Linked DNA regions of Homo sapiens: region 1 is linked to region 2. The links are chromatin loops, found by intact Hi-C in ENCODE. Cell type or tissue: PC-9. All regions are shown on one strand. Links, peaks and the distances in the headings refer to the core of each region. The heading gives the core; the rest is flanking DNA. Region 1 overlaps SLMAP (sarcolemma associated protein). Region 2 has its middle 54 kb from the start of SPATA12.

Region 1 (5,382 bases), core at 296-5,295, 850 kb after region 2:
AGGCAATACACCCACTTCAGCCTCCCAAAGTGTTGGGATTACAGGCATGAGCCATGGCGCCCGGCCCATAGATGACTTTTAAATAAAAAATAACTGGGAGAGATTTTGATTGCTTAATAATATTAATAGCAAGTAATTATATAGCACTTATTATATGCCAAGCTTCATTCTAGCACTTTACCTATATTATTTAATTCTCACAACAGTCTTACAAGGTGCATATTTTATTCCTATTTTTACAGATAGAGTAACTGAGAGGCAGGAAGATTTAATAATTTATACAGTATCACATATCAAGTATATGGTAGAGCTGGGATTTGAACCTGGACAGCCAGACCTCAGATTTTCTGCTTTGTGTAACTACTGTGCTGTGCTGCTGGATTCACAGAATAATTTCTTGGTGTAGAGCAGATACTGCTTCAAGTTAATGCCATATTTAAAGAACCGTATAAATCTTTAAAAAGCAAACAAGTGTTTTGGGTTGTTTTTTTTTTTTTTTCTGGTTTTTGTGGGTTTGGGCTAGATTATGTTTCTTATTCTGGTGAGGGAGCATGGTTAAAGAAAACTCCTGGATCAGGAGATTAGAGACTGAGGTATTTTTTGTTTTTGTTTTTTTTTTTTTGAAATGGACTTTCGCTCTGTCACCCACGCTGGAGTGCACTGGCGCAATCTAGGCTCATTGCAACCTCCACCTCCCGGGTTCAAGCAGTTCTCCTGCCCCAGTCTCCCGAGTAGCTGGAATTAAAAGCATGTGCCACCACACCTGGCTAATTTTTTGTATTTTTAATAGAGTAGAGTACATTTTTAGGTTTCACCATGTTGGCCAGGCTGGCCTTAAACTCCTGACCTCAAGTGATCCATCCACCTTGGCCTCCCAAAGTGCTGGGATTACAGGTGTGAGCCACCGCACCAGGCAAGATTGAGGTTTTTATCTTAGTTCTGCTACTCAACCCACTTTTGTGACCTTGAGTGAGTCATTTTATGTGGGTAGGCCTTCAGTTGTCTTTTGTTTCAAATAATAGAACCAAACCTGTGATCCTGGGTCCCTATATTCTTTTTTGAGGTGGAGTCTTGCTCTGTTGCCCAGGCTGGAGTGCGGTGGCGTGATCTTGGCTCACTGCAACCTCCACTTCCCGGGTTCAAGCGATTCTCCTGCCTCAGCCTCCTGAGTAGCTGGGACTACAGGCATGTGCCACCACGCCTGGCTAATTTTTTGTATTTTTAGTAGAGAGGAGGTTTCACCGTGTTAGCCAGGATGGTCTCCAATCTCCTGACCTCGTTATCTGCCCACCTTGGCCTCCCAAAGTGCTGGGATTACAGGCCTGAGCCACCACACCCGGACCCCTACATTCTTTTATAGGAATCAATCAGTGAGAACAGTTTCATCTTAGTTAAGAATGTACACATCTATGAAAATGAACAGAAAATTATCAATGTATTAATCAGATCTTATCTTCCACCAGGCATAATGTATGCATAGAAAAACATTACACATTTGGATTTTAATAGAGTATTTAAGAGTATTCTAAGCCAAAATTCCCTCATTTAATCCTTGGCTTTAATTTCTGACCTACTGGAAAAGTTGTTTAACCCTTTTGTGCCTCATTTTCCTCATCTGTGAAATGGATATAGTAATAGCACTTAACTTACACAGAATTGTGAAGAATAAAAAAATTAATATATGTAAAGCACTTAGAACAGTTCCTGGCACATAGAATGTATGCCATAAATGTTAGTAGTTTACCATTCAATAGGAAGGCACATTAATTAAGCTGCTTATTATTAGAGGTGGAAGAAAACTTTGAGATTAATGTAGTTTAAACCTCATTTTTCATATGAGAAATGTGGGGCTCATATAGGTTAAATTATTTGCCCAGGCATGTATACTACTGTTACTAGTCATCGTGGATAGCAAATCTCACTCCCTCACTCTCTCACTCTTTCCAACCTTCTTGTTCTGTGAATATCCCTAGTGTCCTAATCCTCTGCTGTTCCTTTTCTAGCTCTTTGAGATAAAATTATACCAGTCTTTTCTGTATATGTTCTTATTGAACTGCTAAAGTTCTAATGTAAATTGTGAACATTTTAAGTAAAAACTGGAATAGATGCATTTTATACCTTAGAACTAACTAAAAGACCATTCCTGGACATATTAGATTTCTGTTAGGATATAGTTCATGGAGTTAAACTCTAAATGGAATTGAATTAAAAAGGTGAAATTACACCATCTAGTGGAAGTAGATTCTAAAGATATGGTTGGTTGATGGTTTTGTTTTTCAGTAAAACTTTTTGCAGCATCTGAGTGATTTCCTGAATGTTAGGAATGTTTTAGGAACTTAAACTTGGCAAATAGTCTCTTAAGTGAAGCTGTGTTTTAATATGGATTCTGAGGTGTATGGCTTTTTATTAGATTCTTTAACCGATAGCTTTATTATAACCTATAGCTTATATTAAAATGTAGTACCTCTAAGTAGACAAAATTTTCCGTAGTCATTATTTATCAAGGATGTGGAGAGCAATAAATTAATGCTTTAAACCTCAAGTACTATGTTTGAAGTGTATACTTCTCTGTTGAGGTGTCTCAGAGGCGTTAGGGTCATAAGTGTTCCTCTGGATAATGACAGGAATAGAACAAGGTGAAGAAGGTATGCCAAAACCACAACTAAGTGCTATGAGCATTTCACCTTGATTCTGAGTAAAGGAGTCTCGCTTAACAGCTATTAACTGTTAACAAGCCACCTAAAGTTTAGACTTTGTACACCAATGTCTTTCTCTGTAAAATATATCTTTGGGCTGGGCACGGTGGCTATGCCTGTAATCCCAGCACTTTGGGAGGCTAAGGCGGGCGGATCACCTGTGGTCAGGAGTTCGAGACCAGCCTGACCGACATGGAGAAACCCCCGTCTCTACTAAAAATACAAAACCAGCTGGGCGTGGTGGCGCATGCCTGTAATCCCAGCTACTCGGGAGGCTGAGGCAGGAGAATGACTTGGACCCAGGAGGCGGAGGCTGCGGTGAGCCGAGATCATGCCACTGCACTCCAGCCTGGACAATAAGGGTGAAATTCTGTCTCAAAAAAAAAAAAATTATATATATATATATATATATATATATATATATATATATATATATTTACATATAATATATATTATATATAATATATAATGTGTATATATATACACATAACATATATAACACATTATATATATATATTATGTGTAAATATATATGTATCTTTGGATATATATATCTTTGGAGCTGCCAAATAGTTATTTAATTCTCCCATTATAAGTCCCTTAATTACATTGAACCAATATTCAGTGGACTCTTACCTATTTTGGTATATTAATTACTGCTAAGTGTTATATAGTCAGAGAGAATCAGAACACCTGAAAATGCAATAGGCTGTGCGAGTGAAGCAATCTCTCTTTTTAAATGTATATATTGGCCGGGCACGGGGGCTCTTGGCCTGTAATCCCAACACTTTGGGAGGCCGAGGCAGGCAGATCACTTGAGACCAGGAGTTCAAGACCAGCCTGGCAAACATGGAGAAAGCTCATCTCCACAAAAAATACAAAAATTAGCTGGGCATGGTGGTGTGCACCTGTAGTCCCAGCTGCTCAGAAGGCTGAGGCATGAGAATTGCTTGAACGCGGGAGGTGGAGGTTGCAGTGAGCCAAGATCATGCCACTGTACTCCAACCTGGGCTGCAGAATGAGACTCTGTCTCAGAAATAAAACAAAAATGTATACGTTTATATAAACAACATTTTTAAAAGGAAAAATTAAAAGCTATTTCTATTTTGGATATCATACTTGTGCAATTAAGCCATTATAAAGTATTTTTGCTGATGACCAGATTATCTTGGCTTCAGTTGGAATGAGTTTGTTCTGAGATGTATATATTTCACATATATTCACATATATGTGTATGTGGTTGTATATATACACATGTATACATGTATATACTATCATGTATCGCTTAACAGGCATATGATCTCATTAGGTGATTTTGTCTTTGTGTGAACATTATACATTGTACTTACATAACCTAGATGGCGTAGCCTATTACACACCTAGGCTATATAGTGTAGCCTATTGCTCCTAGGCTACAAACCCATACAGCATGTTATTGTACTGCATACTGAAGGCAGTTGTAACACAATAGTATTCGTGTTTAGAAACATATCTAAACACAGAAAAGGTACAGTAAAAATAACAGTATAAAAGATAGAAAAAGGCTGGAGGCAGTGTAATCCCAGCACTTTGGGTGACCGAGGCAGGAGGAACACTTGAGGCTAGGAGTTCGAGACCAGCCTGATCAACTTGGCAAAACCCTGTCTCTACTAAAAATACAAAAATTAGCTGGGCATGGTGGCACATGCCTGTAGTCCCAGCTACTCGGGAGGCTGAGGTACCAGAATTGCTTGAACCCAGGAGGCAGAGGTTGCAGTAAGCCGAGATCACACCACTGCACTCCAGCCTGGATGACAGAGCAAGGCTCTGTCTCAAAAAAGAAAAGAAAAGAAAAGAAAAAGATAGAAAATGATATACCTGTACAAGGCACTTACCATGCATAAAGCTTGCAGGACTGGAAGCTGCTCTGGGTGAGTCATTAAGTGAGTGGTAAGTGAATGTGAAGGCCTGTGACATTACTGGACATTACTGTAGACTTTATAAACACTGTACACTTAGGCTGCTTTAAATATATATTTAAAAAGTTTTTGGGGCAGGCATGGTGGCTCATGCCTGAAATCCCAGCACTTTGGATGGCTAAGGTGGGAGGATCTTTGAGACCAGGAGTTCAAGACCATCCTGAGCAACATAAGAACGCCCCATCTGTTAAAAAAAAAAAAAACAAAAAAAAAAACTTTAAATAAAAATATTAGCTGGAGGTTGGGTGCGGGGACTCACACCTGTGATCCCAGCACTTTGGGAGGCCAAGGCGGGCGGATCACTTGAGGTCAGGAGTTCGAGACCAGCCTGTCCAACATGGTAAAACGCCGTCTCTACTGAAAATACAAAAATGAGCCAGGCGTGGTGGTGCTGCATGTCATCCCAGCTACTCAGGAGGCAGAGGTGAGAGAATTGCTTGAACCCAAGAGGCGGAGGTTGCAGTGAGCCAAGATCGCGCCATTGCACTCCAGCCTGGGCAACAGAGAGAGACTTCGTCTCAGAAAAAGAAAAAAAAAAAAATTAACTGGGCATGGTGGTGTGTGTCTGCCTCCTAGCTATTTGGAGGGCTGAGGCAGGAGGATCATAAGCTCAGGAGTTTGAGATTACAGTGAGCCATCACTTAGTGACATCATCATGCAACAGCACTCCAGCCTGGGTGACAGACCTAGACTCTTGTCTCAAAAAAAGAAAAAAAAGTTCTTCTTTC
Region 2 (5,382 bases), core at 296-5,295:
GAGACTTCTGATCTCCAGAACTGTAAAATGATCAATGTGTGTTGTTTGAAATTGCCAGATTTGTGGTAATTTGTTACAGCAGCCACTGGAAACTACCACAGTCAATGACCCTGACCCCAGTCCTTGCCCTCAAGGAGCTCATTCATCCAGAGGGAGGCAGAGAAGCTACCACCTGCTCCTAAAGACTGGATGGAATATGGGCCCCAGCCGTGCCCAGTGAGGTGCTGTGCGAACCTGAGGGAAGGTGTTCGGTCCACACACACAGGACCCTGACCTTCCCAGCAGAATGTCCTCGTCAGCCACAACTGGTTACAAAACCCAGGGAGATAATGACAGTCTGGAGCCACTTATTTGCAGATGTTTCAGTGGATTCATTTTCTAATAGATCCGCCCTGATAACGTGTCCACATTTGCAAGAGATAAAAAGCTGGCAAGGGAGACAGCAACACCCTCGGGGCTTCCTTCCTGGAATCCTTCAGTGGCTCGTCTGCATTTACCAGCCAGGTTTTCCTTCTGTTCTCTTCAGTTCCTCACCGCACCTTCAGACAGCTGATGCCCGACATTTCCTTTCTGTCTGGCCAAGGCCAGGCACATAAGCAGATTATTCTCATGTAAGAGAGGCAGCAGCATCTTCAATCTACAGATCCCCTTTCAAGTAAACTGGCCCCAGCATGCACTGATCTTAAACAACATGTCACAGAGTCTTACCCCAGCTTGTCCAAGCAAACTGAGATTTCATTACATGCCTAGACAATAATAGTTTATGCAGCCGGCGCAGTGGCTCATGCCTGTAATCCAGCACTTTGGAAGGCTGAGGCGGGAGGATTGCTTGAGGCAAGGAGTTCAAGACCAGCCTAGGCAACATAGTGAGACCCTGTCTCCGTTCTAAAAATTAGCCAGGCATGGTGCTATACACCTGTAGTCCCAGCTACTCAGGAGGCTGAGACAGGTGGATCACTTGAGCCCAGGAGTTTGAGGCTGCAGTGAGCTGAGATTGTGCCACTGCAGTCCAGCCTGAGTGACAGAGCAAGACTCCATTTTAAAAATAAATAAATATATATATATATATATAGCTCTGTAATCCCTGAAATAAATGGAGGTACAAAAAAGGAAAGTCTTCCTCTTTATAGATGCTTTCTTAGAATCTGCAAGGGATCTCAGCCCTTGCTAAAATGTAGACTATAAGGCCAAAATTATAAGCTACAATGATTCTACTAGGCACCTCCTAGGTGAACAACAGCTTCAGAATTTGAGAGATTTGAGAGATGGGAATGGGAACGTCCAGGAATAGCTAAAAGAAATGACAGCATTTATTGAGTACTTAATCTTATCATAATACTTACCATAATACTACATCCTAGGTACTAACATTTATCCCCTTTTACAGATGAGGAAATTGAGGCACAGAGCATAAAGTAGCTTGCCCACGAACCACAGTTAGTAAGTAGTGGAGCAGAATGAGAGCCCAGGGAGGCAAACTCAACAGTAGAAATGTCTGTGGCAACCCATCTCAGTGCCACCTGTCCCCACTGCCACACAGTCAAATCAAACAAGGGAGAAAGGAGTGTTGCCAATGAGAACTGGATTTTTTTGTGCAACGGGGCAATCTCAACATGAATCACAGACTCACTGGAAGTCCTCTAAACAAGCCTAGCATTTCAGTTGCTGTGACAGCCTGCCCATCCTGCTCCCTATCGGGAGGGGTTCCTGCCATCTCTGTCTATAGACCTCACTCATCCATGTCTGGCGCTGAGGGTCAGGACCTGGAGCTGTAAACTGGGTCCTTGAAGGAGTGACGGCATCACTTCCATAAAGCTCCGTTCTCTAATATGTAAAAAGCAGAGAATAATGTTTGCTGGGCACCCGGCAGAGGGCCTCCCTTCTGTACCATAACTCAGCATAGAAAGGGAAGGTTACATGCCCTGGAACAAAAATACCCCTCAGATTTGCCAAACGCTTTCTAGTGTTCAAAGTTTTTTACGTATGCGATCTCCTCTGGGATAAATCAATATTATTTCTTGTTAGGATATGATGAGCACCTATTAGAAGTGACAAACGCATATGACAACATACAGCCTTCAAGCCTATAATTAACTTACCTGTAACACTGCACCCACATAAAGCCTGATGGCCCCATAACTGTAAATAAAGCTATCCCTAGCACCTGGCACACAGTTGGTGGCTTAATCAATGTTGAATGAATATTGGATAACCAGGAACCACTTTTAATAGGATCTGCCATGTTCCCTGTTCCCTGGAGCCACATAAAGCAAGTGTATATATAGAAACCATCCCAGTCATGCATTAAAGTAACGTGAGAGCAAATCACTGAGAAGCCAAGTTCTGCCACACCTGCCAGGGGAGCTCCCAGCTGTCGATGCCAATGACCAGCGTGAGGTATCTGGAGAACCACTACACCGACAAGATAGATTTCAGTTGTTTTCAAACAAGCCATCAAAGTGGCTAATGGCTTCCCTCAAAGAAACCCCACACCTTCAGCCAACAGACAAGGAACTCATTAGGCGGAGCTCCCCGCTCCGATCTCCACTGTCCACAAGCTTCTTCCAAGCCGTTAGGAAAACAGCTCCCCAGAGCCCACATGCTGACAGGCAGCATCCGGGGTGATCAGATTTCTATCAGTAAAGACACATGGCATTTCTCTCTGGCTCCAGTTCAGAATCTCACCCCACCCACCCCCAACAGGCAGATCGTAGCTTTTCATAGGTCCTAAATAATCCGGCCTTTAAGAAAATGCTCGTGTATCAGTGACACACACAACATCACCAACACAGTCACTCGTTCAATGTGCTGCCTGCTCTCGACACCCCCCCAAACACGGTCACACTTTCTCATGCCCGCCTGGAAATCCATCTCCATCAGAACCAATGAACCAGCATCTCCCTTGGGCCCTAAGCGCCACAGGAGTCTCCCTCCTGACATTCAGAGAACAACCCTCCCTGGCTGAGTTTTCCCAAAGCTGGATGGCACAACCCTGCTTAGGGATCTTTAAGCCCAAAACTCCTGACCCAACATCCAAGTGATATTCCACTGACACACGGTGAGAATTTGGGCTGCTGGTTCTGCCCGTGGAGGGGCCACAGGGGGCGCTCCTGGGGCGATGGTCACACTGTGCTCCTCACTCTGGGTGCTGACTATTAAGGTGTGCTCAGCATGTGAAACCCAGCAAGGTGTACAGTTACTTGTGCACTTTTGTTTTTATGTTATTCATCCATAAAGAATTAATAAATAAGGTGCTGACTCACATGAATTCTCAGTTTGTTCTGGAATCTTAGGAGTCGAAGGTGGGGGGGTCAATAACACCATACTTCAGCCACATAAATCAGACTTTCTCAATAGCCTGAAAAACCAGTTGTTCCTGCCATTGATTGCGCTGGTTCCAGAAACACCTCCAACAGCCCTGAAGGAAAGACAGCCATGAAACAGTCACCACTGCACGTGCCTTCTGCTGAGGCTGAGCTGGAATTGATTTTGTTTATTCCAAAATCAGGCTTGGAAAGTGAGAATTTGGTCTTCCAGGTGAAAACAGGCAGGCATCTTGGTTTTCTGCAGAACCTCCTATTTTTAAAATTGGGTTGCTCACAGGGGATGGATGCTTTGACCCGAACACACAATGTTTTTCAAAAACAGAGGCCATGCCTGCAGTGTTGCGCCCGCCCCTCCACATTTACCACCACACTCAGCCTCTTCCTAGCCGACCAGGGACGGGTGAGTTCCGGGAACTCTGCTGCTCATGAGTCACCCTCCAGGGGCCTGACAACTGCTCCTGGATCCTGATCAGTTTTCTTCAAGAGACTGGCTTTGGTGTTTAGGGCTCACGCTGCAATAGCTTGCAAAAATAAAACTTCTCTCCTTATTACGAGCAGAGTGAGCAAGCACATGAGAACACAAGAATCAAACCCTGCCCCTCTCCTCCTGCATAACAGGAAACATTCATTTCTGAGCCCCTAGGTCAGGCTATCATTTGGCAGCTCAACTATTTTAGCAAAGGCAAGTTTCTCATCACCTTTTCCCGGCAGGGCTGCTTAGCTGGGCACCTTGGGTTTGTGCCATGGTCCAGGGGCAGTCTGGACTTTCCTGGCCAGAGGACAAAGCTGGATTGGCCTAACACCACGAGAATTTTTCTAGCCTGCTTTGTGCTCTGCTGAGATCTCCAAAATATATTAACCGTGTAGATCCTTGGGCAGAAAATTCTCTGTTGAGCCACGCTACATGTACTTTCCTAGAACAGATCAAACTTCAGCAAAATTAAATCTGTGAGCTTTTCAGTATGATTAATCCCTAGGAGGTGGCCCTGCCAAGAATAGCCTTGTCTGGAAACGTGTGAGCCTTTTTGGCTCAACCGAGAATGAAGACCACGCTCACGCTTCCTGGGGCTCCTGTGGTCACTCTGCTAGCTCCACAGAGCAGTTTGGATGACCCCTTTACCTGCAATAAAACTCCACGTAACAGCCCGCTTGCCAAACAGAAACACACTGTCTGGATGGAATTGGAAGAAATAGATCTGCAGTGGGAGCTCCAGAGAGCTGGATTCCACGGACAAGCCTTTTTTTTTTTTGAGACAGAGACTCACTCTGTTACCCAGGCTGGAGCGCAGTAGCGTGATCTTGGCTCACAGCAACTTCTGTCTCCCAGGTTCAAGCAATTCTCCTGCCTCAGCCTCCCAAGTAGCTGGGATTATAGGCAATTACACCCAGCTAATTTTTGTTATGTTTAGTAGAGACGGGGTTTCTCCATGTTGGCCAGGCCGGTCTTGAACTCCTGGCCTCATCTGATCCACCCACCTCAGCCTCCCAAAGTGCTGGGATTACAGGCATGAGTCACTGTACCAGGCCCTGTCATTTTTCTCTGGACCTCTGTTTCCGCATCTGTAAACCCTAGGGGCACAAGCACAGCATCTCTCAAGTCCCTTGCAAGCTGGTGGATTTTCAATTCCAGCTCAAAAATATATTTAAAAGAATTTTTTTCAATGAATTGCCAACATTTCAAAGTCCAGATGGCTCTCATGAGAATTGGGAAGTTTTACATTAAGATTCCAATTTCTACATGATCTTGGGAAATTGGCAGATCTGGCCCCATGGGCTAGCATTCTCAACAGGAGGCAGGAACCAGGATGGGCCATGAGTTCCTGGGAAACAGAATGCATGGCCCAAGCCATTGCTCTCATTTTCATGATGGGCTGGCCCTGTGAGCCTCAAGTTTGAGGCTCCCATTCTGAGGTCCGGCTCCTCCCCACCCCTGCCCTTTAACATATTGCTTAAACTTTTTCACTTTTCATTTCAGCTGAACGCTCAAGAATGAACTATGAAATCAAAATTTTTTATTTAAAAAAAATAGTACCAAAAAATCTGTTAAGTGGAGATC

Evidence for each region. Hi-C counts contacts between places; a loop is a spot of excess contacts. Peaks named below come from ENCODE experiments on the same cell type or tissue, not always from the same donor. Only the 100,000 strongest peaks of a DNase experiment are listed, where the experiment ranks them.
Region 1: a loop joins it to region 2, with 6 times the contacts of the local background. A loop is called at or near these places in 1 of 110 quality-filtered maps.

What each region holds. Positions count from the first base shown.
Region 1 is chr3:57,850,869-57,856,250 of GRCh38, forward strand. All of the region lies in intron 6 of SLMAP (sarcolemma associated protein), which reads left to right. Among named protein-coding and RNA genes, the nearest start is that of SLMAP, 97 kb to the left of the region's middle. In PC-9, for the core only: CTCF peaks have their summits at 2,246 (motif pointing left) and 2,449; no DNase peak of the experiment used is centred there.
Region 2 is chr3:57,003,919-57,009,300 of GRCh38, forward strand. It overlaps a transcript of ARHGEF3 not described here. Among named protein-coding and RNA genes, the nearest start is that of SPATA12, 54 kb to the right of the region's middle. RefSeq lists enhancers at 2,576-3,107, 3,663-3,957. In PC-9, for the core only: a CTCF peak has its summit at 3,068; DNase peaks (open chromatin) are centred at 2,673, 3,283 and 3,773; H3K4me3 peaks cover 1,914 bases; H3K27ac peaks cover 3,608 bases.